2 separate regions of the Homo sapiens genome follow, and region 2 is linked to region 1. The links are chromatin loops, found by intact Hi-C in ENCODE. Cell type or tissue: A673. All regions are shown on one strand. Each heading gives the region's core, and the rest is flanking DNA. Links, peaks and the distances in the headings are about the cores only. Region 1 overlaps ROCK1 (Rho associated coiled-coil containing protein kinase 1). Region 2 overlaps ROCK1 (Rho associated coiled-coil containing protein kinase 1).

Region 1 (15,673 bases), core at 3,119-11,118:
TCTGGGTAACAATAGAAAGACCTCGTCTCTACAAAAAAATTTAAAAATTAGCGGGGCATCGAGGCACACGCCTGTGGTCCCAGCTACTCAGGAGAGGCTGAGGCAGAAGGATAGCCTGAGCCCCTGAAAGGTCAAGGCTAGAGTGAGCTATGATCACGTCACTGCACTCCAGTCTGGGTGACAGAGTGAGACCCTGTCTTAAAATAAATTTTTTAAGAAAAGAAAAAGAATAATAATTTTCAATTAATAATCTAAGTTCCTTTCTCAAGAAACTAGAAAGGGATCATCTGAACAAATTTGCTATGGTCTGAAAGTGCCAAAATTCATTTATTGGAAACTTAATCCCCAGAGAAACAGTGTTAAGAGGTGGGGCCTTTGGGAAGGTGTAAAGGTCATGAGGGCAGAGTCCTTATAAGTATATTAATGCCATGATGAACAGGTTTGATTAGGGAGTTTGGACCCTTTTTGTCCTTTTGCCTTCTACCATGTGAGGACATACTGACCCCTCCCTTCTGGAGGATGCAGCTTTCCAGGCACCTTCTTGGATTCAGAGACTAGACCCTCATCAGAGAACCAAACCTGCTGGTGCCTTGATCTTGGTCTTCCCAGACTCCAGAACTATGAGAAAACAAATTTCCGTTCTTTATAAATTACCCAGTCTTGGTTCTGTTATAGCAGCAGAAATAAACTAGGACAGGAATTTAAAAAAAATTCCCATTATATGTTATTATAAATAACATATTTTATTAAAACTTTTTTTTTTTAAGACGGAGTCTTGCTCTGTTGCCCAGACTAGAGTGCAGCGGCGCAATCTCAGCTCACTGCAACCTCCACTGGTTCAAGAAGTTCCCCTGGTTCAAGAAATTCCCCTGCCTCAGCCTCCAAGTAGCTGGGATTACAGGGGCACGCCACCACATTCGGCTAATTTTTTTCTATCTTTAGTAGAGACGGGGTTTCACCATGTTGGCCAGACTGGTCTTGAACTCCTGGCCTCAGGCAATCCACCCGCCTTGGCCTCCCAAAATGCTGGGATTACAGGCGTGAGCCACCGCAGCCGGCCTAAAACTTTTTTTAATTGGGAAGAAGAATGGCATTATCTTACATTTTTACAAATCTCTTTAGCATCTAGCTTAATAGAAGACAACTGGACACTCATATCTGCGCCTGCATTCAATCTATGACAATACATTGCCTTGGTTTGAAGCGTGAAAATCTAACTTCACACAGATATGGACAGATGCTCCTAGACTTATAATGGGTGGGGTTTACATCCTGATAAACCACTTGTAAGTTGAAAATATTGTAGGTTGAAAATGCATTTAATACATCTAATCTGCTAACATCATAGATTAGTGTAGCCTACCTTAAACATGTTCAGAACACTTACATCAGCCTACAGTTGTGCAAAATCATCTAACACAAAGCCTATTTTATAACAAAGTGTCAAATATCTCATGTAATTTATTGAATACTGTACTGAAAGTGAAAAACAGAACGGTTGTATGGGTACTCAAAGTACGGTTTCTACTGAATGCATATAGCTTTACACACACCATCATAAAGTGGAAAAATCATAAAGTGAACCATTATTAAGTCTGAGATTGTAGTTGGAAAAGGGAAGAGTATGTTAACAGTCTTTTCAGATAACTGGAAATTATTTGCTACTACATCAAATTTGACGAGGGGTGTTTCTTAAAGATTAGTGGCATTGTAGAATCTGAAATTATATCAATGGTTTCTGAACTTTTTGCACAGTTTGCAACATTAAAATTTATTGGTCTATCTTCTACTTTGAATGGATCTTTTATTCATGGATGATTTTATAACATCATGCATTGATTGGTCACTTAGAAAATACTGGTTCCTTGAATTATGCAGCCAAATGTTGACACATTTCATCACATCTGTAACCCCAACACTTTGGGAGGCCAAGGCGGGAGGATCCCTCGAACCTAATAGTTTAAGACCAGCCTGGGCAACACAGTGTGACCCTGTCTCTATTAAACATTCAAAAACTAGCCAGGTAAAATTAGCATGCCTGTAATCTCAGCTACTCAGGAGGCTGAGGTGGGAGAATCACTTAAGCCCAGGAGGTTGAGGCTGTAGTGAATCATGATCCCACCACTGCATACAGAAGCCAAATAAAGTGATTCCCTTTATTTTTGAGACTCTGTATCAAAAAACACACACACAAAACAACACATTATTGGCTTTTGGTCCTTCATTCAAAATTCAAGAGGTACTGGGGTGGGGAGCAGAATATCTATATTTTCATACAGACCTCCTGCAGTTTTAAAATGTTATCCCCCGGATAGGTACAGTTTACATTTAAACAAATTATCAATTATATCCTATTCCCTAACATGATGTCAACCATCTTCAGCTCTTGTTACAGAAACAAATAAGCAAAAGATATTTTCCAGAAATTCGACAACAACAAATAAATGTTTATTGAAAACTTATAATGTGCCAAGCAGGGCTCTAAGAACCAGTGATACAACAGTGAACAAGACAATGAGATACCTGTTCTCACAGAGCTTACATGTAAGAGCATCAGTATCTCAAAGTACAATAGATCAGAAGCATAAAAGCTAAGTAAGCAAAATTTATTACCATTTAGGGAAAAAAAATTAATCTCATAGGAACAGTAAATTTTTAAACCTTTTTAATCTGTGAAAATATCTGTTTTTCTGTAACAGTTGACCCTTAAACAACATGAGTTGGAACTGCATAGATCTACTTATATGTGGATTTTTTTTTTCAATAAAATATACACCGAGTATGCCTCTCTTGCCTCCCCTTCCATCTCTTTTACCTCTTCCCTCTCTGCCACCCCTGATACAAAGACCAATCTCTCCTCCTCCTCAGCTACTCAACATGAAGATAACGAGGATGAAGACCTTTATGAGATCTACCTCCACTTAATGAATAGTAAATATATTTTCTCTCCCTTATGATTTTCCTAATATTTTCTTTTCTCTAGCTTACTTTACTGTAAGAATACAGTATATAAGATATATAATAGCCAGGAATGGTGGCTCATGCCTGTAATCCCAGCACTCTGGGAGGCCGAGGTGGGTGGATCACGAGGTCAGGAGTTCAAGACCAGCCTGGCCAACATGGTGAAACCCCGTCTCTACTAAAAATACAAAAATGAGCTAGGTGTGGTGGCACGCACCTGTAGTCCCAGCTACTCGGGAGGCAGAGACAGGAGAATCACTTGAACCCAGGAGGCAGAGGTTGCAGTGAGTCAAGATCATGCCACTGCACTCCAGCCTGGGTGACAGAGCGAGATTCCATCTCAAAAATTAAATAACTATGTACATATATCACAAAATATGTGCTAGTTGAATCTTTACATTAGTAAGGCTGTTAATTGTTAAATCTGGGGCTGGGCAGAGTGGCTCACACCTGTAATCCCAGTACTTTGGGAGGCCGAGGCGAGTGGATCACTTGAGCCCATGAGTTTGAGACCAGGCTGGCCTACGTGGTGAAACCCGTCTCTACTACAAACACAAAAATTAGCCCAGCGTGGTGTCGTATGCCTATAATCCCAGCTACTCTGAAGACTGAAGCCCAAGGATCAGTTGAACCGGGGGTGGGCGGTGGGGCAAAGGTTGCAGTGAGCCGAGATCATGCCACTGCACTCCAGCCTGGGCAACAGAGCGAGACGCTGTCTCAAAAAATAAATAAAATAAAAAACTGTTAAATTTGGGGAGGAGTCAAAGTTACATGCAGATTTTCAATTATTAGGGGAGTCAGCACCTCTAACCACCATGCTGTTCAGGGACCAATTGTAAAACTATTATTTTATAGCCTCTTCACATTAAAATAATGTCTTCATAAATTACTAAACAGCCAATCCCTTCCTTTTGACAGGTGAAGGAACAAGGTATTGGAGAGTTACAATGATGATTAAGGGAATCTCTTTATTTGGCTTCTGTATAAAATTTGATTTTCCCTTCCCCACTAAAAAAATTGGATCAACCAAACAAAATAAAACAAAACCGGCCAGGCACTGCTTGTAATCCCAGCACTTTGGAAAGCCAAGGTGGGAGGATTGCTTGAGCCCAGGAGTTCAAGACCAGGCTGGGCAACATCGTTAAGACTTCATCTGTACTAAAATGCAACAAAGTTAGCCAGCTGTGATGGCACAGGTCTGTAGTCCCAGCTACTCGGGAGGCTGAGGTGGGAGGACTGCTTCAGCCTGGGAGGTCAAGGCTGCAGTGAGCCATGATCGCACCACTGCACTCCAGCCTGGGTAAGCAAGACCTCATCTTTAAAAAAAAAAAAAAAAAAAAAAAACCAACACAACTTCTTTTTAGCAAGTGTCAGAAAATGCTCATCCTCTTCATATAGCCTGGCATTTTTTAAACCACATTTTTTAAAAGATAAAATAATTTATTAAATGGGAAACAAGACTTTTTCTTCAATTCTCATATGGTGGAGCTGTGATGAATCACAAGAATCTGTATTTGGTTCTAATGTGACTGGATCCATCAACAGGCATTTGGTAATCCTCACTATGACATATCATCAAGGCAATGCAGCACACAGGTATCCCTCTCTTAAAGGTCCAAGTGTATCTCAGTTGGTGGTCTTAAGTTGAGGTTTGGCAAACGGCTGGCAATATTTATTTTAATGTCAGATAATTTAATAATGGTAAATGAACTCCAATTTCCACCCCTCCTTCATGCAACCGTAATGTATCTTGGTATAAGCTGGCTCTTCCCCAGTTCCAAGACTGGAGCACATGATGCAGACCTATGCTCATCAGCACACCATTATTTTGACTGAGATTGATTCAGATATGGGTACATTATATCTAAATTGGTCAGATCAATTAGAGATTCTATTTGAAGGTAAGAAGAAAAGACTTTTTCCACTGTACCTGAACAAATAGTCTTAGAAGCTACTGGCACTCGTCTTGTAATCACAAGTTCTCTGGTGGACAACACCAAAGAAGCCGATCTGGAAAACCAGCTGCAGTCACATCATTTGCAAAACCTTTGGGGCCAGGCCAAATAAGCACAGGGCACGTTGTGAGAGACCAAGGTACAGCCACTTATCACCAGGTTACTCTATTGTTTTTGTGAAGTTTCAAATGCTGCTTTCTAAATTATCTCATTTAGTCCTCCTCAGTACCCCATGAAATAAATTATTGTTAATTCAATTTTACAGATTGAGAAAACTGCACTTTAGAAGAGTGTATATGACTTCTCTAAGGACAAAGAGGAAAGAAAGGGTAGCATAATGTACACCTACGGCACTGTCTGCCCTGCCCTACTGCCCTCATTTTCCTGCAAACTGCCTCCCCATTCTCAAAGTTCTCATGTGACCCTACCCGCCTGATCACAATTAATTAGTCAAGGAGCCAGGCACGATGGCTTACATCTGTAATCCCAGCACTCTGGGAGGCCGAGGCAGGCAGATCAAGACTTGGTTAGGAGATTGAAACCATCCTGGCTAATATGGTGAAACCCCATCTCTACTAAAAATACAAAAAATTAGCCAGGTGTGGTGGTGTGCACCTGTAGTCCCAGCTACTCGGGAGGCTGAGGCAGGAGGATCGCTTGAACCTGGGAGGTGGAGGTTGCAGTGAGCCGAGATCATGCCACTGCACTCCAGCTTGGGTGACAGAGCAAGACTCAATCTCAAAAAAAAAAAAAAAATTAGTCAAGGAGTGGGCACCTGGCAACTGACCTAAATGTAACTAATGAATCTTTTCCTCCAGAGCTCTATACTCAAGACTCAAAGATCTGAAGTCAATGGTCAAAGCTGAAGCTGTTAGATATAAAGTTCCAGTGCTGTAGGCAGCCATATTTTCCACATGTGACTAAAACCAGTCTACAATCTGAGAGAATGATGCCAACACAAAGAAAAACGTAAGAGAACACAGAGAATGAGCCTTGCTTGCATTTAAGCCCAAATTCTAGTTTTTACTGAAGTTCAACTTAATCTTTACCTTTAATGAGACTAGGTTTTCCTGAATCCAAAATTCTTTTTTAAAGAATCAACAAAGTGAGGAGGCAACCTAAAGAATGGGAGAAAATATGTGCAAACAAGGGATTAATAACTAGAATATATAAGGAGCTCAAACAACTCAGGAGAAAAAAAGTCTAATAATCCAATTTTTAAATGGGCAAAGGATCTGAATAGACATTTCTCCAAAGAAGACGTCTATCATGCCTATAATCCCAGCACTTTGGGAGGAGGATCATTAAGCCGAGGAGTTTGAGACCAGCCTGGGCAACATGGCAAAACCCTGTCTCTACAAAAAAAGAAAAAAAAATACAAACATTGGCCGGGCATGGTGGCACGCACCTGTAGTCCCAGCTACTCAAGAGGCTGAGGTGAGAGAATCATCTGAGCCAGAGAGGTCAATGCTGCAGTAAGCCATGACCCCACCACTGAACTCCAGCCTGGGCAACAAAATGAGATCCTGTCTCAAAAAAAAAAAAAGATGGCCAGGCGCGGTGGCTCACACCTGTAATCCCAGCACTTTGGGAGGCCAAGGTGGGCAGATCACCTGAGGTCTGGAGTTCGAGACCAGCCTGACCAACATGAAGAAACCCCATCTCTACTAAAAACACCAAAAAAATTAGCCAGGTGTGGTGGTGCATGGCTGTAATCCCAGCTACTCGGGAAGCTGAAGCAGGAGAATCGCTTGAACCTGGGAGGCAAAGGTTGCGGTGAGCCAAGACTGCGCCATTGCACTCCAGCCTGGGCAACAAGAGGGAAACTCTGTCTCAAAAAAAAAAAAAAAAAAAAAGACATACAAATGGCAAACAAGTATATGAAAAGGTACTCAGCACCACTGATCATCAGAGAAATGCAAATCAAAACTACAATGTGGTATCATTTCACCCCAGTTAAAGTAGCTTTTTTTTTTAATCCAAGAGGCAATAATGAATACAACTGAGGATGTGGAGAAACGGGAACTCTCCTACAATGTTAACGGGAATGTAAATTAGTACAACCACTATGGAGAACAGTTTGGCGGTTCTTCAAAGAACTAATCAAACTACCCATAGAATCCAGCAATCCCACTTCTAGGTACATATGCAAAAGAAAAGAAATCAGTATAGCGAAGAGATATCTGCACTCCCATGTTTATCATACCACTATTCACAACACCCAAGATATGGAAGCAACCTAAGTGTCCATGATCAATGGACAAAGAAAATACGGTACATATACACAATGGGATATTATTCAACCATAAAAAAGAATAAAATCCTATCATTTGCACAACATAGATAGAACTCAAGGTCATTACATTAAGTGAAATAAGCCAGACACAGAAAGATAAATCTCACATGTTCCCATTCATTTGTGGGATCTAAAACTCAAAACAATTCAACTCATGGAGACAGAGATAGGAAGGGTAGTAGGGGAGAAAGGGACTGGGGGGATAGTTAATGGGTACAAGAAAAAAAAAAAACTAGCTAGAAAAAATGAATAAGATCTAGTATTTGATAGCACAACAGGCTAACTATAGTCAATAATAATTTAATCATATATTTTTAAATAACTAATGGAGAATAATTGGATTGTAACACAAAGGATAAATGCTTGAGAGGATGGATACCTCATTTTCCATGATGTGATTACACACAGCATGCCTGTATCAAAACATCCCATGTACCCCATAATATATACACCTACTATGTATCCACAAAAATTGAAAATTAAAAAAAAAAATAAGAGTAGAATCAAAACATTCTTAACACAAAGAAATGGCAAGTGTTGTAGGTGATGGATACTCCATTTACCCTGATGTGACTATTATACATTGTATGCCTATATCAAAACATCACATGTACCCCATAAATACATATATCTACTATGTTCCCATAAAAATTTAAAATAAAGCATTTTTAAAATTATTTTTTGTCTACGAATTTTTTTTTTTTTTGAGATGGAGTCTCACTCTGTCACACAGGCTGAAGTGCAGTGGCACAATCTTGGCTCACTGCAACCTCTGCCCCCCCGGGTTCAAGCAATTCTCCTGTCTCAGCCTCCCGAGTGGCTGGGATTACAGGCGCCTGCCACTATGCCCAGCTAACTTTTGTATTTTTAGTAGAGACAGGGTTTCACCACATTGGCCAGGCTGGTCTTGAACTCCTGACCTCAGGTGATCTGCCTGCCTCAGCCTCCCAAAGTGCTGGGATTACAGGCGTGAGCCACCATGCCCAGCCTGTCTACAAATATTTATGTTGGGTTCTATCACTTACAACTGAAAGAGTCCTAACTAATTCAGAGAAAGAAAGGGAAAGAACAAGAGAATGGAAATAGGGGAGATAATCATTCACAATAATTAATGAGCATTATTGAACATGATGTCTAGAATTATTATGTTTAGCCCACAAGGAATTCTCATTAGGTATGATTAACAAACAAGATAGCCCTATACCAGATAGGTATGATCAACTAATTCAGAGAAAGAAAGGGAAAAAACAAAGGAATGGGGAAAGGGGAGATAATCATTCACACCAATCAATAAGTAATACTGAACACTGATGTCTAGAATTATGCTTAGCCCTCAAGGAATTCTCATTAGGTAAGATTAACAAACAAAATAGCCCTATACAAGACAACTATGATCAATTTCTAAATTTCATGAGACTACAGGAGTTCAAAAAAGAAAGTAACAGTTTAACACAGTTGTGATTTATGTCAGACTATAAAGATGAGAAAATTGTGTGAGGAGGACATGGGGGAGAACTCAAGGGGAGAGAAAGGTAGGTCCTGGAAATACGACAGCAAAAGTAGGAAAGAGTAGGTGAGATACTATAGAAAGCAAGAAAATCCAGTAGAGCGCAGTCTATTTTGGGAAATGCTGGGAATAAAGACTAAGTAAATAGGTACACTGAGACCACATGACAAAAAGCACCAAAGTTAAGAAAAGATGTAGTATAGATTATATTGGAAAGCTGCTACGCTGTCCCACAAATCCAAGAATGTTGGGATGAAAATTTGGATTTGGGTAGTGCAGCAGTAACAAAAAGTAAAGATCAGATTCAGGGAACATTTCAAATAAAGTATCACACTCTACTTTACCCCCAAGTAGTATTTTTGCCTATACTGGAACCTTCATCCAACCTATACTATAAAAGTAAACAAAGGAAAAGAATTAACTACTAATACTTGTATGTAACCATGGCACCACCTATAAATTATTTCATTTAATCCTCCTAATTAAGCCTATGACGTATTATCATGATTCTCATTTTGCAGATTAAATATATTCAGACTCAAAAAAGTTAGGTAACTTGTCCAAGATTACACAACTAAATAAAAACCTGGCCAGCAGAGCTGGGAGATAGATAATAATCCACTTAGATCAAAAGTAGTTTTTCCCAAGGACAAATCATAAGGATATATAATGATGACGATGATTACAAACAGCTAACATCTACTAAATGTTGTGAACTCTGCAAAGCACTTACATGCATTACCACGTTTAATACTCTTAAGAGTTCTATGAGGGTCTATGATTAATCTTATTTGAAGGTGATGTGTTTGAGTTCCTCTTAAGAACTTTACCCAAAGTCACAGGGCTAATAAGTGGTCGACCTGGGTGGGAGTGAAAAATCCCAGTCTGACTCCAGAATTCATGCCTGACAAGGCAGTTCTGCTGGTGTCATGTAATCCTTACAACAATATAAGGTAGGCATCATCATCCCATTTCAGAGATGGGATAAATGGATATCACAGTGCTTTAGTAAACTGTCCAAGGACCAAGGGCTAGTAAACAACAAAGCCAGGGTTGGAAGCTAGTTATCCCTAAAAAACACCCATGTGCTTCAATGTGACGGTGTATGTGCATGGGAGAGCAGGGGTGGAGATGGCCCTACTAGACATTTTAAAAGCTGAAGAGATATTAGAAAGCCTTTATAATTGACACAGTGTGGTATTAGCACATGAAAAAGCAAGAGAGACCAATGGAACAGAAGGTTAGAAATAATCCCAAGTACACATGGAAATTTAATATATGAAGAAAGTGGCATTGTCAACCAACAAACATAGGCATTTTTAAAATAAATGCTGTGGAGATAAACAGATAGCCATTTGAATAAAGATAAAATTGGATGTATCTCAAAATTTACCATACATGATAAATTCCGAGTAGATTTCAAAGTAAAAACTGAAAAAAACATTAAGCATCAGAGAAAATATGGATGAATTCCTTTATGATCTGGACATAGGGGAAATCTTTCTAACTATGACTCAAAATTTTGAAGCAACAAAAGATTGATAATTTGGAGACATTTAAAAATTGTGCGGCAAAGTAACAAAATGCAGAAGCAAAGTCTAAAACATGAAAAATTGCAAAAAAAAAAAAAAATCTGCATTTTACCACAGAAAAAGGGCTAAGCTCCCTAATACATAAAGAGCTTCTAAAAACTGAGAAGAAAAACAATTTAAAATGAACAAAAAATATGGACGGGCAGATCACAGAAGGAATTCAAATAGCCCTTAAAATATGAAAAGATATTCAACCTTACTCATGAGAAGAACAGAAATTGATATTAATGTTAGAATAGAAAAAATAGAAAATAAAATTCAAATTCAAATTATACTGAAATAGCACTTGTCACCTATTAAATGGACAAAAATTCAAAAGTCTTACAACATATTGTTGGTGAGGACAACAGACAATCCCATATCATTACTAGTGGAAATGTAAAATAGCACAACTCTTAGGAGAGGGAGAATATTTTAACAGTGAGCAAAATTATATATGCATGTGTCTTTAACCCAGCAATCTCACTTCTAGGAATCTACTCCAAAGACACACTGGTAAAAATATAAACAACTCAAATGTCCATCCATAGGAGACTGAATTAACAATGCTAACACCCACAAAATGGAACAGGACTCAGCTGTAAAAAGGAAGGAGGAAAATCATACACCAATATGTAACATGCTACTTTTTGCGTAAGAAAGTGATTAAAAAAGAATATAAATATATCTATGTATATATCTATGTATATGTGTATATGGATACATATTTGCTTATATTTATAAGAATAAACACTGAAATGTCAAATCAAAAAAAAGAGTAAAGGGAAAAGAACAGGGTAGAGAGACGTGGATCAAAGTAAGAATATTCTGAATATATCTGATATAGTTTTAACTTTTAAACCACGTAAATGGGCCTGGCACAGTAGCTCACACCTTTAATCCCAACACTTTGGGGGGTTGTGGTGGGAGGATCCCTTGAGCCTAGGAGTTTGATCCTGGCCTAGGCAACACAGCGAGACTCCATCTCTACAAAACATTTTTAAAATCAGCCAGGCATGGTAACACGTGCCTATAGTCCCAGCCGCTCAGGAAACTGAAGTGAGAGAATCGCTTGAGCCCAGGAGGAAGAGGCTGCAGTGAACCGTGATCATGCCACTGCACTCCAGCCTGGGGGACAGAGCAAGACCCTGTCTCAAAAAACAGGCCGGGCGCAGTGGCTCATGCCTGTAATCCCAACACTTTGGGAGGCTGAGGCAGGCAAGATCACTTGAGCTCAGGAGTTCGAGACCAGCCTGGCCAACATGGCAAAACCCTACCTCTACTAAAGATACAAAAATTAGCCGGGCATGGTGGCACATGCCTGTAGTCCCAGCTACTAGGGAGACTGAGTCAGAAGAATTGCTTGAACCTGGAGGGAGGAGGTTACAGTGAGCCAAGATGGTGCCACTGCACTCCAGTCTGGGCGACAGAGCAAGACTGTCTCAAAACAAAAACAAAAAAACCCAAACCAACCAAAAAGCATGTAAATGTTTCACATACACAATAAAATAAAATTACATCAAAAAGTAAAGAAAGCACTTTTTAAGTACTGGAAAAAAAGAAAAAAAAAAAAAACCTAAAATGAAAGAGCCTAACTGACAAGAAGTTGGTGAAATAATCAGTCACTTTTTCTTCTTCTCAAAAATAAAATATCATAGCTCTATTCACTGAACAAGGACAAGAAACAATTTCATCCAATAGTAAAGAGTAGCATTCCCCACCAAAAGGAAAGAGTTTCCTGGAGGAATGGCTGATTTCCAAGTCTGAGGCAAGAAATGTACAAGATGAGCCTGAGTACCTTACTGCAGCAAAAAAAAAAAAACAAGGAAGCTCTATCAAAGATAATTAGGGTCATATACAAATAACATGAGAATCAACCTGAAGAAGCCCCCATCAGCCAAAGACAGGACAAACTGAGTATCAGCAAGGATGACATAAATTGACTGAAAACACACCAAAAATATTTTTAAATGTGTTTATAATGATGCCAAAAATTTAAAAAAAAAAAAAAGACTGAGAGCGAAATAAATAAATAAATGTTGGTTATGTCTTGTTTGTGACTCATATGGATCATATCAACAGGCTCTTTTGCATATTAGCTTTTCAGGTAATGGGAGATCTCAGAAGGAGACTGCATGTAGGGAGGGAGGAGAATAAGGGTAGGGGATATATTCCTCTGTCTCCCTTAATACTTGATCCACAAGCTCCTCTTTACTTGAAAGCACACTCCCCATCAGACAGACCTCTTCCATAGAGCTACCCTCCTCAGCTGCTTTCCTCTTCCCTGTTTCCTGCTGGCCTTGAGGCGATCGCAACTCCCTTCCTCACTGTGACTAGTCACAGAGCACTGTACCATCCCTACCAGTTTCCTTAAATATTATCTATACCTTTGTAAACAGTCCTTTACTTAAACTCCCCTCAAGTTACCCAGTTTGTGGCATATCTATCATAATAAGTCTCCAAAATACCTTGCTATAACAAGTGGCAATTAAGGAAAAGATTGAAGTATTCATCCTGTATTTCATGAATTGGATTTCATGGTAAACATACAGCCCTAGTTGATATTAATATGTAAAAGTTCTACTCTTAACAGAGGAATTACAGTTAATAAATGTGAAAGGAATAACAGAATTAGAAAATCATTATTTTGCTATTCCCTAATGAAATAACAGGGATTCAGTTAAAGATCATGAATGAATGGAACCATTAGATGAAAGGTTAATGAACGATTCTTACAGGAAGCTATCACAGACTGATGCCACCTGAACAGAATGATCAACCTTAGCATCACTACAGGCCAGGCAGACATTATGCACCTCCGTGTGAGGCAAAAGAAAATACAATCTATTGAGTACCCTTGACTAGAAATCTGAAATAAGTAAATCAAGCTTTTAGATCTAACTACCATTTTATAGGAAATATGGAAAATACAGGAAGAAGTTAAATTACATCATTAGGAAAGTAAAAAGAAAAATCCAGAATGTAAAACAAGGTCCTGTATAGTACCACTGACCTAGTTCCTTCAACATGCAGGGGAAGGGGAGTTGGAGAAGTTGGGGGAATGAGATTTCTCTATATTAAGAGACTTAAAAGACTCTTAAAGGACCTAACCAAAGAAAAGCAACATTTGGACTTTGGATCCAGATTCTAATAAAGCAACTGTAAAATAGACACTGTTTTAGACAATCAGAAATATGAATATAAACTGGGAATTAATGATACCAAAGCACTTTTAATTTTGCTAGGCATGATAATGGCCATTATGATTATGTAAGAAAATGTCCTTTTTTTTTTTCAAAGATGCTTATTGAAGTATGTAAGGATGAAATGACAATATATGGAATTTACTTTAAAATATTTTGGTAAGAAAAAGGGTGATTAATGAAATCAAATGTGATGACATTTTGAAAACTGCAAAATCTGAGTAACAGGAGTTCACTATCCTATTTTCCCTACTTCTGCGTATATTTGAAATTTTTATCATAAAATTACCAAACAGAATGAAAATTCACATTCTTTCCACTGTAACTACAGTTTTCAAACTTGAGTGTGTCTAAGAATCCACATCTCATGCAAATCCTAAGAATCATCCCAAAAAATTGTGATTTTGTTTGTCTACGCAAGATCCCAGATTCCATTTTTAACAAGTGCCTCAAGTGAATCTGATACAATCTACAGCCTCATATCTGAAAACTATACACTTAATTGCTTTACTACAAGTAAACCAAACCTTAAAGGAAAGTCATGATCATATCTCTTACCTGCCCTTCACCATACCCCACTCCTATCTTAGTGTGATAGACATTTAATTAATCCTTTTCCTGACACTATAAATTCCATGAAAGTGGGACATGTTTGTTTTTACTCACCATGGTGTTCCATTGCATAGCAGAATTCCTAGCACACAGTACACACCAAATAAACATTTGTCAAATGAATGAATGAATAACAGAAAAGAGAAAAAGGAAAGTTAATTGCAGTCCACTGTTTCAAAATTAGTTTGAGGGCTGGGTGCTGTGGCTCACGCCTGTAATCCTTACACTTTGGGAAGCTGAGGCCAATGGCTCACTTGAGACCAGCCTGGGCAACATGGCAAAACCCCATCTCTACCAAAAAAAATACAAAAATTAGCCAGGCATGGTGGCGCTTGCCTGTAGTCCCAGTTACTCAAGAGGCTGAGGCAGAAGAATGGCTTCAGCTCGGGAAGTGGAGGCTTCAGTGAGCTGAGATCATGCCACCACACTTCAGCCTGGGTGACAGGGCCAGACCCTGTCTCAAAAAAAAAAAAAGTAGTTCAAGACAACAATCTGAGAAAATTTTCAATTTCTTGCCAAAAATCTGGTATCAGAAGTATGGATCAATTAAGAGGGGCACAGGTTGGCCTACCCTTAATATAACACAAGTATAAGATAAACTCTCACCTCCCTGAGATATCAGACTTTGGACGTTAATTTGAACATCTACCTTCCTATTAATTGTTTAGGAACTGTAATAAAAATACACTCTATATTTCATAATCCCAAACAGAGAGGGCAAGTATACTAGAGAAGAAAATCATATCTTTACATTTTAATAGATATACAAATAAAAAATTACACTTCCTATGTTCAGAAAGTACAAACCCCTACAATTATGAACGTAAGTCACAAATTCAAAAAATAATGGCAAATATAACTATTGAAATTAATTTAGGAACTAGTTCCAAAAAAAGCACTTACTAAAGATGGTTGACAGTCTTACATTTCTACCCCAACATCATTTAACTGTTTAAGTTTTATTTCTTAAATAATAAATCAAAGACAATTTTTTGAAGTTTTAATTGAAGTGTAATAAACAAAGTCTCATAGATTTTGTTTAATAAATTTTATTTTATTATTTTTTTTTTTTGAGACAGAGTCTCACTTTGACAACCAGGCTAGAGTGCCGTGGCACCAACATGGCTCACTGCAGCCTCAATCTCCTGGGCTCAAGCGATCTTCCTACCTCAACCTCCCAAGTAGCTGAGACTACACCCAGGTAATATTTTTATTTTTTTTGTAGAGCCGAGGTCCCTCTCTGTTGCCCAGGCCGGTCTCAAACTCCTGGGCTCAAGGGATACTTGCACCTTGGCCTCCAAAAGTGCTGGGATTACAGACCACCATGCCAGGCCTATCATAGAATTTTCAGAGACACAAGAGACATCAGCAACTATCTGGTCCAACTCTTTGTTCTACAAATAGGGAAACTGAAGCCTAGATGAGAAAAATGATGTACTTCATTACACAGAGATTTAATAGCAAAACAAGACTATGCTCTGAATTTTCAGTCCAGTGTTCTTTTCACACCACACTAATGGCATATTTTTAAGAATACTTTCCATTGTGAATTGCAGTACTACCTGTTC
Region 2 (15,673 bases), core at 4,805-12,804, 56 kb before region 1:
TTCTCTTGCTGTTTCTGATGGACCTACTCTTTTTATAAATGACACTATTTCACAGTAGTTCTAAAATGACAAATTCTCACCTGTTTAAATTCTGAGATACAAGTGGGGAAAATATTGGAAGAGTTATAAAAATAATTATTTCTGCTTCTAAATTAAGATGCTTAGGCTTTATATAATGCCATTTAATCACTTCAGAACTAATAAGAATAAAGATAACTATGGAATAAACATCAGTATATATTTGTTTAAAAATTTGTTTTCATTAAATAACTGTTAATTTAGAAATCATGTTCCATAAAAAAGAGTCCAGCAGATGTTGTCAAAAATGGCAGAGTAGGGAACTCAAAGAAATCATACCTCCACTGAAGCAACCATTGAGTTGGCAAAAACGACCAGAGCAACTTTCTGAGAACTCTGGAATCTAATAAAAAACTAATAACAAGCAAGGAGTGTTTAATGAAGAAAGAGGCTATAAAAATTTGGCATTTAAGGAAATCTCTGTCACTGGCTGAGATAATGAAATGGAGATTTCAGTGAATACACATGACAAGGAATACAGATTTTGCAAAATTAGTTTGGAAAAGTCACTAAATGAATGAATGACTGCAGCCCACAACAAGCAACAACCGCAAGCCCTGGGGGAAAGAGGAAGAATCTGATTTCCAGAGTTACAACACTGTAATATCCAAAATGTCCCTCTTAGAAGGATACAGCTGCTTTAAAACAATGTCCAGTTTACAACAAAAAATTACAAAGCATGTAAAGAAGCAAGAAAATATGGGCCATTCACAGGGAATATAGAAAAATGTTAGAAACCACCAGGCGTGGTGGCTCACGCCTGTAATCCCAGCACTTTGGGAGGCTGAGGCAGGTGGATCACAAGGTCAGGAGATCGAGACCATCCTGGCTAACATGGTGAAACCCCGTCTCTACTAAAAAATACAAAAAATAAGCCAGGTGTGGTGGCGGGCACCTGTAGTCCCAGCTACTTGGGAGGCTGAGGCAGGAGAATGGCGTGAACCCAGGAGGCGGAGCTTGCAGTGAGCTAAGATCGTGCCACTGCACTCCAGCCTGGGCAACAGAGCGAGACTCCATCTCAAAAAAAAAAAAAAAAAAAAAGAAAATAATATAGAAACCACCTCTGAGGAAACCAAGATATTAGATTTACTCAACAAAATCTTAAACTCTCTTAAATGTGTTCAAAAAGCAAATGAACACTATGGATGAAGTACCAGGAAGATGATGACTTAACAAAGAAAAAATATCATGAAAGAGATCGAAAATAGAACCAAATAGAAATTCTAGCACTGAAAAGTACAATAGCTGAAGTTAAAATTTCACTAGAAGGCTTCAACAGCAGATCTGAACAGGCAGAGGAAAAAAAACCAGTGAACTTGAAGATAGGACAAATGAAATTATCAAGTGTGAGGAACAGAAAGAAAAAGGATGAAAAAGTGAACAGAGACTAAGGAAACTGTGGCATCAACCAGACCAACATACACATTATGGGAGTTCCAGAAGGAGAGAAAGGGGCAGAAAGACTATTTGAAGAAATAATGGCCAAACCTTTCCAAATCTGGTAAAAGATATAAATCTACACATCCAAGAAGCTGAATGCCAACTATGAAAAACTCCAAAAGCTCCACATGAAGACACATCATAATCACATGCCATAATCAAACTGTCTTAACTCAAAGCCATATGAAGAAGAAAAAGGAGTATCAGTAAAGGTAACTATTTAGATAAATGTAAACAGAAGCAGGTTTTTAAGCTACTCAAAGTAAACTGGTATCAATTCAACCTAGATTGTTTTCAATTTAGAATGTTAAGTGTAATTCCACGTTAACTAATAAGAAAATGACTAAAAAATATACAGAAAAGGAAAAGAAGAAGGAATCAAAATAGCATACTAGGGGAAAAAACTAAACACAAAAGAAAGCAATAATGTATTAGCTGAGGAATAAAAAGGAAATATATGACATAGAAAACAAATAGGAAAGTTTTTTTTTTTTTTTTTTGAGACAGAGTCTCAAAAACACCCAGGAGTGCATTGCACTACACTCCAGTGTAGTGGTGCAATCTCAGCTCACTATAACCTGTGCCTCCCGGGTTCAAGTGATTCTCTGCCTCAGCCTCTGATGTAGCTGGGACTATAGGAGTGCACCACCATGCCTGGCTATTTTTTTTTTTTTTTTTGTAGAGATGAGGTTTTGCCATGTTGACCAGGCTGATCTCGAACTCCTGGCCTCAAGTGATCCACCTGCCTTGGCCTCCCAAAGTGTTGGGATTACAGGGGTGAGCCACCACACCCGGCCTACAGTGACAAATTAGATAACTTAGATGAAATAGAGACATTCCTAGAAAACACAGGCTGACAAAATCTATTTTAAAAGAAATAAAGAATCAAAATAGGGCCATAGTGGCTCACACCTGTAACCCTAGCACTTTGGAAGGCCAAGGGAGGGTGGCTTAAGACCAGGAGTTTGAAACCAGTCTGGGCAACATAGCAAGACCCCAGCTCTACAGAAAATTAAAAGAAAATTAGCCAGGTGTGGTGACACATGACCGTGGTCCTAGCTACTCAGGAGGCTGAGGCAGGAGGATCCCTTGGGTCTGAGAGTTCAAAAATACAGTGAGCTAAGATCATGGCACTGCATTCCAGCCTGGGCAACAGAGCAAGACCTTATCTCTATTAAAAAAATAAAATAAAATGAAGAAAAAAAACCCATATGATCATTTCAGTTGTCATACAAAAAGCATTTGACAAACACAACACCCCTTCATGATTGAAAACACCTGGCCAACAAGGACTAGAGAGGAACTTCCTCAATATGATAAAGGACATTAATGAAAATCCCACAGCTAACATTATATTCAGCGGTGAAAGACTAAAAGCTTCCCCCTATGACCAGGAACAGACAAGGTGCCCACTTCTACCACTGCTATTCAACACTTTACTGGAAGCTCTAGTCTGAGTAATTAGGCAAGAATGATAAATAAAAGGCATATAAATTGGAAAAGAAGAAGTAAAACTATCTCTATTTGCAGGTGACATGATCCTATCATAGAAAACCCTAAAGGAGCTACAAAAGAATATATTAGAGGTAATAGACAAATTCAACAAAATTGCAGGTTACAAGATCAGAAATAAAAGTTCTACTTCTATATACTAGCAATAAACAATATGAAAAGAAAATTAAGGGAACAATTCCATTTAAAATAATGTCAAAGGCCAGGCGCGGTGGCTCACGCCTGTAATCCCAGCACTTTGGGAGGCGGAGGTGGGCAGATCACGAGGTCAGGAAATCGAGACCATCCTGGCTAACTCAGTGAAACCCCGTTTCTACTAAAAAAAAAAAAAAAAAAAAAAAAAAAAAATTAGCCGGGTGTGCTGGCGGGTGCCTGTAGTCCCAGCTACTCGGGAGGCTGAGGCAGGAGAATGGCATGAACCCTGGAGGCGGAGCTTGCCGTGAGCCGAGATCGAGCCACTGTACTCCAGCCTGGGCGACAGAGCGAGACTCCATCTCAAAAAAAAAAAAAAAAATGAAAAAAAAAGTCAAAAAGAAATACCTAGGAACAAATTTAACCAAGGAGGTGTAAGGCTTATGCACCAAAAACTTAAAAACGTTGCTGAAATTAAAGAAGGCTTAAATAAATGGGGACACATCCTGTGTTCATGGACTGGAAAAGATAACATTGTTAAGATGATAATACTACCCAAAGTAATTTAAAGATTCAATGCAATCTCCATCAAAATCCCTATGTCCTTTTTGGCAAAGACGTAAAAACCCATTATAAAATTCATATGAAATCTCATGAGATCCCAAATAGTCAAAACAATTTTGAAAAAGAACGAAGTTGAAAGACTCACATTTCCTGATTTCAAAACTTACTACAGAGCTACCATAATCATACAGTGTGGTACCAACATAAAAACAAACTTATACAGATCAATGGAATACAACAAAAACCCCACAAATAAACCCTCATGTATATGGTTTAATGATTGATACAAGGTGCCAACAACTTTCAATGCAGGGAAAGGACAGTCCTTTCAACACATAGTGTTAGGAAAACTGGATATCCACATACAAAAATGTTAAATTGGACCCTTACTATACACTATATAAAAATTAATTCACAATGGGTCAAAGACCTAAACATACTAGCTGAAACTATAAAATTCAAAGAAAACATAGGTAAGACATTTCATGACATTGGATTTGGCAATGATTTCTTAAATACGAAGCCAAAGATACAAGCAACAAAAGAAGAAATAAACCAGATCTCATCAAAATTAAAAATTTTGTGCTTGAAAGCACTAATAACAGAGTGCAGAGAATAGAAAATATCTGCAAACCATGTATCTGATAAGAGATTAATATCCAAAATTTTTAAAGAACTCCTATAACTCAACAACAACAAAAAAACCAAACCACCAAATTTTAAAATGGGCAAAGAACTTGAATAGAAATCTCTCAAGAGAAGATATACGAATGGCCAATAAGCAACATGACAAGATGTTTACCATTCCTGGTCATTAGAGAAATGCTAATCAAAGCCACAATGAGATACCACTTCACATCCATTAGGATGACTACTATTTAAACACAAAAAACAAACAAACAAAACAGAAAAGAACAAATGCTGGAGATGTGGAGAAACCAGACCCATGTGCACTGCCGTTGGGAATGTGAAACGGTGCAAACATTGTGGATACTATTATGGCGTTTCCTCAAAAAAATTAAACATATGGCTGAGCGTGGTGGCTCACGTCTGCAATCCCAGCACTTTGGTGCACTGCTGCTGGGAATGTGAAATGGTGCAAATGTTGTGAATGTTATGGCATTTCCTCAAAACATTAAACATATGGCTGAGCATGGTGGCTCATGCCTACAATCCCTGCACTTTGGGAGGCTGAGGCAGGAGGATCTCTTGAGCCCTGGAGTTTGAGACTAGCCTGGTCAACACAGCAAGACTCTGTCTCTACAAAACTAACTAATTATCATATGACTTAGCCATTCCACTTCTAGGTATATACTCAAATTAATAGAAAACAGGGATATTACAGAATATCCATATATATAACATTAATATGGATATAAAATATCCGTAATATAATATGGAAAGCAGATATTTGTATTCTACTGTTTGTTATTCACAATAGCTAAAAGAGATAGCAATCTTAAGTGTCTATTAACGGATAAATGGATAAACAAAATATAGTATATCCATACAATGGAATATTATGATACATGCTATGACATGAATGAACCTTGAAGACATTGTGCTAGGTGAAATAAACCAGCCACAAAAAGACAAATATTATAGTAATCTACTTAAACGAAACACCCTGAGTAGTAGTCTAATTCATAGAGACAGAAAGAATAGTGATTACTGGACAGGGAAATGGAGAGTTACTATTTAAGAGTTTAGTTTAGGATGACGAAAAAGTTCTGGACACAGTAGAGGTAATAGTTTTAAGACAATGTGAATGTACTTAATGCCACTGAATTGTACAGTTAAAAATGCCCAACATGGGGAATTTTATCTTATGCATACTTTATCACAATACAAAGAGATAACTTATTTTTTAAAAATCCATTATAATGTTCAGAACGTCTAAACTCCTAAGTAAAAGAGCCCTGAAACTTGCTAGGCCTTCAGTTCTTTATTCACAAAGCCCACATTGATAATCTCTCCCGTGAGAATGTAAAATTCAAACAGAAAGGTTACTAGTCTTGATTAACTCACAGAACCTAGAATAATATATATGTGTGTACACAATGAGTTTTGAGCCGGCAGAAGTATTACCACTGTTAGCATCTTGTGTGTTGCCCACAAACTATAGGTTGATTAAGTAACACCAATATCTTATTTCAAATGAGATAATAATATATGGCAAAGTGTTTTGCAAGTTACCACATATTTAATGTAGTATTATTAATTTTTCTAAAGAAACAGTTATTGTTCTGTTGCCCAGGCTGGAATGCAGTAGCATTATCATAGCTAACCGCACCCTTGAACTCCTGGGCTCAGGTGATTCTCTTACCTCAGCCTCCCAAGTAGTTGAAACATAGGTGCATGCCATCACACCTGGCTAATTTTTTATTTTTATTTTTATAGAGATAGGGTCTCGCAACATTACCCAGGTTGGTTTCCTGGCCTCAAGAGGTCCTCCCACCTTGGCCTCCCAAAGTGCTGAGATGACAAGCATGAGCCACTGTATAATACTGTAGAACACTGTACAATAGAGCCACCTGGCCCTATTCATTATTAATATTAATATGTTAAATATGTGGTAACTAGCAAAATCCTTTGCCATTTATTTCATTTGAAATTATTAATACTATGTTAAATACTAAATATAACAGTATTATTAATAATGTATGCTAAATATGTAATAAATGTTATTTTTTTTCCCCCAAATTTAACTGCCAACAATTGTCAATTCCTTCCATTTTTGATCTATATAACACTGAACAGGTAACGATCTTTAAATCGTACATGGTACTTCAAAGATCAAAGGCTTTGGAGTTAAGAGACTTAGATCTGAATTTTGACATTGTTGTTTGCTTGCAGTTATGACCTGTAGTAAGTTATTTAGGTCTTTTCATTTCTTTTGTCCTTCTCCTATCTTTGATCTTACTCATGTTACTCCTTCAATTTTATCTCAAATGAGTGGAAAAATAGTGTTAAAATCTTCATACTTTGTGAACAAGATCAGGAAGCTCATGGAAATTCTGCCAAAAATCAAGCTATTTTGTATCCTGCTCCCACATTACCAAGGAACACAAGGTGAAGATTAATTGCCATTGCAATGTGGAGACATGTTAAGTGGTAAAAATACCAAAAAAAACTATTATTTGTATTAGAAAGCAATTTTGCCACGGAAAATGGAAACCCAAAAAAATTAAAAGGAATTATAACTGTTACATAAGTTTTAAAAATTTAGCAGGTCAAAGAGGTCAGTTCAGAATAAAAGAATTCTTGGTATTTTAGGGGTGGGAAGTAAAGAAGGGGTAGGAAGAGGGGAAGGGAAGCAAAGAACAATAAGTTCTACAGATTTCAATTTTTCTTTGTTTTTTCCAATAACCACAAAACAGGACCTCTTAGAATTAGGAAAAACTACCAAAATTCTTTTAAGTATGCTAAATCTAACCACGCTAGAATAAAACCATAGATAATGCAGATCTTAAGTAGTTTTATGAAGGAGGTACAGCAATATAATAAAATGCCACTGATCTGGACTCCCTAATTCCATAAGACTATGAGCTCCAGAAGGGAGAAAGAAAACTTTTGGTGGTTTGATCACTGCTGTTTTCCCAGTGTCTGAAATTGAACAGTGATCAATATACAACAGGTGTTCAGTAAATAGTTGTTGACTAAATTACCTCCTCTTTCAAGTGATCGGTTTTTCAATACATAAAAGGAAAAATATCCTTGTTACTTTTGCGGTTGATTTATTGTGTGGTTATTCTATAATTATTTATGCATTGCTTAACTTTGAAAAAGAATTTAAAGCAATACAAAATATTATTTTGTATTTTCTTCAGTCCCCTTCAAAGTTTTATTCAGATTTATAATAATATTTGTACGTCTTCAGCCTTCTTAAACTTTACTAAGAGAATAACCTGAATAAAAACACAAAAAGTGTTTTGATGTAACCATTTCTCACTCCCTGATCATCTCTTTGTCATGCAACAATTTCACTTGCAGCATGAAGATAATAATTATGTCACATTTAATTCTGAAGAGGAGGAAGTTCCTTATTTCCTAGTATATAATTGCTAATAAAATTCTCCCAAAGTCAAGCTGCTCTTACAGCTTCTCAGACAGCTGGTCATTCAATGATGTTCTTTGTTGTATAATTTCTTAATTTCCAGAGGATTTATTTTCCCTTTCTCCTCCTTAGACAATTTTATAGCTCAGCACAATGTAAGTACTGTGCTATAGTACTTGAAGGCAATACAATTGTTCTTTTAAAATATTTGATAACTAGAATGCTTCACTAATATTAGCAAACCTACATGATTTATTTCATCAGAATTAACAAGATTTCCATCTCTCTGCAAAGTACTATCCTTCACTGTCTCAACTAGATAGGCAGTCCTTAAGACAAATAACTACTGTGTAACTTTCTAAAATAAGGTAGCTGAGTTCATTTCCATTGTTACTATTCACTGCTATTGCTAAGGCAGCAAGTTAGGGACTGAGATACATTATCCTTTCTCTGATAGATGAACAGGGAAAAAAATCCTAAGATGTCAGCAGGGGAAAGATGAATTCTTTACCTCCCAAATCCACGAAGATGATGAGAACCTTTGGTGTCATGATAATTTTGATTCAGCTATGTTGTAGAGTTTTCTGTGAATCATCTTGTAATTTTAACTTTTTTTAAAAAGTAAGAAAGTGTTCTAAACTGACTGAAAATTAGTTTCTTATACAATACATTTTTGTTTCTGAATTGCCAGCTGCAAAAGCCTGATGGAATCAAGTATATCACAATATCCTATAAACTCATAAATAAAATTAAATTGAATTCTGGAATTAATAATAGAACCTTCTTATATTTTGGGTTTTAATAAAAACAAGAGAATAACTTGTCTTCTCACAAAAACATATATTTTAATCTCATTACTTACTACTTATTGACCACCTCCATAATAAGATAACTAACGCCTAAAATGAACAATTCAACAAAGATCAAATGTAAAATTATGACTGGTGAGCCTAAATCCATTACATTTATATTTCATCTGGGTATCCTGCGTGGGACATAAGAGGAGTAACAATATAATCTGCCCAATATTATCAAATTAATAGGTTAGGACAATTCCCATATAGTATTTGTGGCTTCTGATTTTCATCAGATACACACAAATATTTAGCAATGTAGTTTCAACAAACTACCACAACTACTTTCAAATATTCACTAAAATATGAAAGAAAAAAAAAAACTTACTGTCTCGGAGCGTTTCCCAAGCCCACTGGTCATTTTTGAAGAAGAGATGTCGTTTGATTTCTTCTACACCATTTCGCCCTAACCTCACTTCCCTGAATAATGACAGAAGGAGAAAAGTAATCAATCATTTAAGATCTTATTATAACCTGTCCAGGTTTATTTGTGGGCAGGATATTAAATCAGTGTAGGACGACAAATATAGTTCTAAGGTGAAATTATATTGTCAGCATAGTATCAGCCCAAATAGAAAATATGTTAAAGATTGAGAACATTAAAGAATTTTTTTAAAAGAAAACTAAAGAAAGGCTGGACATGGTGGCTCATGCCTATAATCCCAGCACTTTGGGAGGCTCAGGTGGGGTGGATCACCTGAGGTCAGGAGTTCGAGACCAGCCCAGCCAACACTGTGAAACCCCATCTCTACTAAAAATATAAAACTAGCGGGTGTACTGGAACACGCCTGTAGTCCCAGCTACTTGGGAGGCTGAGACAGGAGAATCGCTTGAACCCGGGAGGCAGAGGCTACAGTGAGCTGAGATTGCGCCACCGCACTCCAGCCTGGATGAAACACAGCGAGACTCCGTCTCAAAAAAAAGAAAACTAAAGAATAACTACAAAAAACACCCATGACTTTTCTACTGACAACAAAAATCCAGATTAATCACCACCTTACTTCATTAGCAAAATGAATAAAGCACCATGCATTTTCTTGACAGTTTTTTGTGTGTGTGTGTTATTTTTTTCTTACAATGGTAAAGTTAGGCTTTTTTTTCCCCAACCAAAACTTTACTTAGGCAGCAATACCAGATGCTACCAAAAACCTCCAGAAACACATTTAAAATTTTGAACTTCCAATTTATAATCTATTAATTATTTCTGACCATTCAAAAGCCAATGACTACTAATTCTTGATACTGCCACAGAATTCAGAGCTTTCACTGGACAAGTTACTGATACCAGCCTCTTTTTTGGTGAGCAAAAAGTTTTTAAAAATGTGATTTTAGCTGAATTGGAAAAAGAAAGTTAGCACCTTTTTTCCCTAGTACAGTGCTTATAAATAAAGAAAATACTCTAAATTCTAAGTTTTTGCATAAGCTAAAAGATAAGTTGGCTTAGACATGTGACAATTTTTCCAAGAAGCTTTCACTAACTCTCAAACTGGATTAGAAAACCTCTCCATGGTTCTCCGGCACATGGTACTTATCTCATGGTAATTAGCTGTGTGTACTATAAATGTCTGATTTGCTTATCTAATTCCCCCAAAGGACTATGAGGTATTTGAGAAAAGTGGCTCTGTATCTTCCTCACTACTATATCCCTAGCACCTAATAAACAGCATAATACAATGCTTTATATTAAAATGTAAAAATTGGCCAGGTGCGGTGGCTCACACCTGTAATCCCAGCACTTTGGGAGGCCAACGCAGGCAGATCATGAGGTCAGGAGTTCAAGACCAGCCTGGCCAACATAGTGAAACCCTCTCTATCAAAAATACAAAAATTAGCCAGGCATGGTGACAGGAACCTGTAGTCACAGCTACTTGGGAGGCTGAGGCAGGAGAATCACTTGAATCCGGGAGGTGGAGGTTGCAGTGAGCCGAGATCATGCCACTGCACTCCAGCCTGGGCAACAGAGTGAGACTCTGTCTCAATCAATCAATCAATCAATGTAAAAATTAGCCAGGCATGGGTGGCTCAGGCCTGTAATCCCAGCACTTTGGGAAGCTGAAGTGGGAGGATCACTTGATCCCAGGAGTTTGAAACCAGCCTGGGCAACAGAGCAAAACCCTGTCTCTATTTAAAAAAAAAAAAAAAAAAAAAAAGTAAACATTTGAAAAACCATACTTCAAGCTCTAAAGGACATAATGAAGGGAGACAAGTTAAAGCAAATCTCAACTTGAAACATATTTAAAAGTACTAGGTCTCCCTAATATTTAACAATATACAATCATAAACATTAAATATAATCTTACTAATACATCTGGTTCACTTTCAAATTTCAAAAGTAAACCACAAAGGTATATATAATATGCCATTTTTCTTTCAAAAATGCAGACAGACATTATTATTAAAATGCTTGTTGGATCTACAAGATGGAACACCAACTATTATGTCTAGAAGAAAAAAGATAGTATACTTTTAAAAATGGCTTTATACTATTGACTCTTTCAACAACCATATACCATACATCATCAAATCTAAAATGGTTTAAAGTATAAGGTGTATCACCGTTTTTATACCACTATGAAAAAGGATGCTCCCAACTCATACCATTGACTGTGAGATGTACTCTAATTTCAGAGATGTTATGTTAAAAAATTTTTTTAGATTCAGTAAAATACACAGTAATTTTTATAATTAACCAAGTTAAAAATTGAACAATAAAAGAAAAAAGTCATCTAGTTTAGCCATCAGCCAAGACTGTATTATTATCACAATTTCTTAGGTATGATAAGTGAGTTGAGATCTACAAAAGACATCTAGAATATCATAAAATTACATCAGGTTTCACTGTCATTTATATTCTAACAATTTACATGTAGAAGCTCAGATATGGACCTTAAAAATGGAGCAGAAGATGAGAAGTCCTCAGAATTAATACAGGCTCAGTTTTAAAATTATTTACCTGTCAGTAAGGAAGGCACAAATAAGGTTTTTTGCTTCTTTTGATATGTCATTATCATCAGGAAAGGTAAGTGAATTTTTATGGTTCATAATTTTACTGTAAGTTCCAACCAAAGAATCTGCATAAAAAGGTGTATCACCTGAAAAATTGATAAAGAAAACAAAAGCAAAATGAAATACATTTTTAAAAAGTCAGTTTCAAAGGAAGAGTCAAAGTTACCCGTTTAAAAAGATTATTAGGTATGTATTAAACTAAAAACATACACCTAATATATAAAAGAACACATCACAAAGTTGCTCTAAGCCTCTAAATGCTTTTAAAAACACATACGAAGCAGGTTTGGATCATGTTTATTACCCACAAATAAAATCAAGATTGCTTAATATAATAAATATATTAGAAAGAGCCAAGTGGCAAGTTTTGAGATGAACAACTGTAATAGAGAGACATAAAATCTTCCTTACTCACCTACAAGCATTTCGTATAAAAATACCCCAACCGACCACCAGTCACATTCTCTTCCATAATAACCATCACCACCTTGGGATTTTAATACTTCAGGGGAAATATAATCAGGTGTTCCAACCGCTGTATCACATCGTACCATGCCTTCCTAAAAAGCGCGGCAGGTCAAATTTTGAATTAGGATATAAAGTCTCAATTATTTAAAATGACTTTCTTATTAATATTACCTATGGGACTCCAAATCTTTGAGCTATAAAATATCATATATTAAAACTGAATGGAAACCTGACAAAAATTAACACAGCTTAATCATATATATACATACTATATACACACCATATACATATATACCATATAATGTATGTATGTGTATACATGTGAATGCATATACACACACATTATATGTGTATTCACATATATACACACACCAGTGATTATTTTGTAATAATGCTCACTAGAAAAACATACTGCCACATTTATTATTCCCCAAGTTGTGCCAATATCATGAAACCATTTAACTGCTGAGAACAAGTACACAGGCCAGTGCAAATACACTGGGGAGTTCATAGGATAGGGCATTTTACAACATATTGGTATAAACACTGACTTCATTATTTTCTACTAAAATAGCTATTTAACTATGTTTGAAACTACAAAAGAAACATACAAAAGCTGACTGTACAAATACAAACTGGGGAAGCATATGTATGGGAAAAGGGCATAATAGTGTAAAGCACACTGAATGTCTATTTGATGTGAATTTTAACTGCCCTCCCCCAACAAACCTGAGAGACTTGTTAGCTGTTACCTATATTCGCTGGTATTAATGAAACAGCATTATAACTAAATGTTCATACAGAAGTTCTCATGCAGTGTTTCCTTCACTGTGTATATGAAGTGAAGGAATAACATATACACAGCTCCTTCAGCTCCTTCAGCTGTGTATATGTTATTTATTATATAAATAACATATTTATTTATGTTATTTATTATATGTATATACATATACATAATGTATATGTATATACATATACATAATATGTATATACATATACAGCTGTGTATATGTTATTTATTATATAAACAGTGAGGATAGGTATCTTTTAAGACTCACTCCTAAAATAAGCAGTAAAATCTTTTATATGTTAACTGAAGTAAAACACTAAAAAATACACACATTACTGGAATCCAATTTTTATGAAAGTCTAATTTTAACACTGGCATAAGTATTTAGTGACATTTAAGCTAATTCCATTCCTAGTTACCAGTAGTGTATATTAGAGTTGTTATGAAGGATTTAGTAAATCTGGCAATCCATATTTACCCTAAATAGAGAGGAAAAAATAAATCACTAACAAGTTACTAATACAACATTGAAACCATGGTATCTAGTTCAACAAATAAGGTCATATTAATTCTGGACAAGTCCAGCTATGGTTAGTAAATTCTTACACCATTTTCTAAAGAATTCTTAAACCATTTTCTAAAGAAGCATCTACCTTGAATTAGCAAAAACTAAATTAAAATCTAGTTAATTAACCTTATTCATCTTCATACAAGTACCAAAATCTGCTAACTTCAAATGTCCAGATTTATCCAGCAGCATGTTATCAGGCTTCACATCTCTGCAGGAGGGAAAAAATAGTACAGTATTTTCTGAAACAGATTAGACACTGTAAAAATTATATGAGGCAGTTATTTTAGGTCAAGCATCCTCAATCTAGGTAAGGCCATCTTTGATCTGTATGTGTTCTCTATCCACATCTATAAATTAAATTTCATCAAAGAAACTTCTTTATATGTTAATGCCTCAGAAGAAAACATATATATTCCTTTTTTAAAAGTTTCATTCTTTCAGAGGGAAAATCAAATCATTTGAGAGAGACAGACCATCAAAAATACAACACTCAGACATAAAAGGTGATTGAAACATATTAGATAGGTAAGTACATAAAAAAACCCCACGGCAGGGTCTAAGTCACTTTCATTTTTGATCCCTGACATGTAGGCACAGCAACTGCACACAGGATTCAAGCAGTGTTTGTACAACAAATGAAACTATTCGTCTAATGAATAAATACGACCTATTCACTAATTAAAAGCAAATTAAGTTACATATTTAAAAAATTAACATCAAAGTGTTTAACTCCTGGCACATACCTTAGAAAACTAGTTTACAAGTTTTACTTTTCAGAACACCATTTAAAGGCTATATGATCAGATTAAGGGATATTAAAGAATACATTTATATCAACATTAAATTGAAATGCTAAAATTATAAACTTCAAAGTTTGGAGTTCTTTTTTTCCCCCCTTCCTGACATAGAATCTCACTCTGTCACCCAGTCTGAAGTGCAGTGACTAGATCTCAGCTCACTGAAACCTCTGCTCCCAGGCTCAAGCGATCCTCCCACCTTAGCCTCCCAAGGAGCTGGGACCACAGGTGCATGCCACCACACCTGTGTTTTTTTTTTTTTTTTTTGTAGAGATGGGTTTCACCATGTTGTCCAGGCTGGTGTCAAACTCCTGAGCTCAAGAGATCTGCCTGCCTCGGCCTCCCAAAGCTCTGGGATTACAGGCGTGAGGCAGCGCCTGGCCAGAGTCTTGAGTTCTGAAAGGTCACTTATGTCATACGGAAGAAGAATGGGTGAACTGAGAGTAAGAAATGTTAAAGTTATTTTTAGCTATTTCCCTCAACAAATGAGAAAATTTAAAGCACTTTTATCTTTACCTGTGAATAAAACCCATGGAATGGATTGCATCCAATGCAAGAACTACTTCTGCAGTATAGAATCGTGCCCATTTTTCAGGCACATCATAGTTGCTCATTAAGTTTACAAGATCTCCACCAGGCATGTATTCCATCACCATGTAGAGATAACGATCATCTTGGAATGCATAAAAAAGCTATACAAATAGAAAAAACAAACAAAACACATTCATTAATGTTAAACAAAATTGTTTCACTTAAAAAGTGGCAAAAATGTTAATAAAAGATTTAAGTAAAATAATCAAATTACAGAAGTTGCAAGTCTAGTTTTAAAAAAAGACAAACATAAATGCCACAAAGACCCTTGTATATGCAAAATGACTATAACATAATTATTCAGAAGAGTTACATGGAGATATCCTTTCTTCATAATTTTCTACACTATTTGAATTTCTTTTACTGAGAATTTTTTTAAACTGTAATATTTTCAGTAAATATACAAATCTCCTAGGCAAAGAAATACTGTATTTCTAATTTAACTTGTGCATCAGTGGGGTCTACTATTAAATTTATATCAATATCACAATGCTCAAGAAGTCTTTGATAAATTTGGCTTACAGTTTCAGCTGTTTTTTTTTTTTTTTTTTTTTTTTTTTTTGAGACGGAGTCTCGCTCTGTCGCCCAGGCTGGAGTGCAGTGGCGTGATGTCGGCTCACTGCAAGCTCCGCCTCCCAGGTTCACGCCATTCTCCTACCTCAGCCTCCCGAGGAGCTGGGACTACAGGCACCCGCTACCACGCCCGGCTAATTTTTTGCATTTTTAGTAGAGATGGGGTTTCACCGTGTTAGCCAGGATGGTCTCGATCTCCTGACCTCGTGATCCGCCCACCCTGGCCTCCCAAAATGCTGG

Evidence for each region. Hi-C counts contacts between places; a loop is a spot of excess contacts. Peaks named below come from ENCODE experiments on the same cell type or tissue, not always from the same donor. Only the 100,000 strongest peaks of a DNase experiment are listed, where the experiment ranks them.
Region 2: it touches region 1 in a loop (2.9-fold over the local background); 16 of 110 quality-filtered maps call a loop at or near these places.

Annotation. Positions count from the first base shown.
Region 1 is chr18:21,088,300-21,103,972 of GRCh38, forward strand. All of the region lies in intron 1 of ROCK1 (Rho associated coiled-coil containing protein kinase 1), which reads right to left. Among named protein-coding and RNA genes, the nearest start is that of ROCK1, 16 kb to the right of the region's middle. In A673, for the core only: no CTCF peak of the experiment used is centred there; no DNase peak of the experiment used is centred there.
Region 2 is chr18:21,030,507-21,046,179 of GRCh38, forward strand. ROCK1 (Rho associated coiled-coil containing protein kinase 1) reads right to left here. Exons shown (of 33, transcript NM_005406.3): 5 at 14,786-14,961; 6 at 13,596-13,680; 7 at 12,059-12,203; 8 at 11,591-11,729; 9 at 8,966-9,057. Among named protein-coding and RNA genes, the nearest start is that of ROCK1, 73 kb to the right of the region's middle. RefSeq lists a silencer at 3,463-3,650. In A673, for the core only: no CTCF peak of the experiment used is centred there; a DNase peak (open chromatin) is centred at 7,865.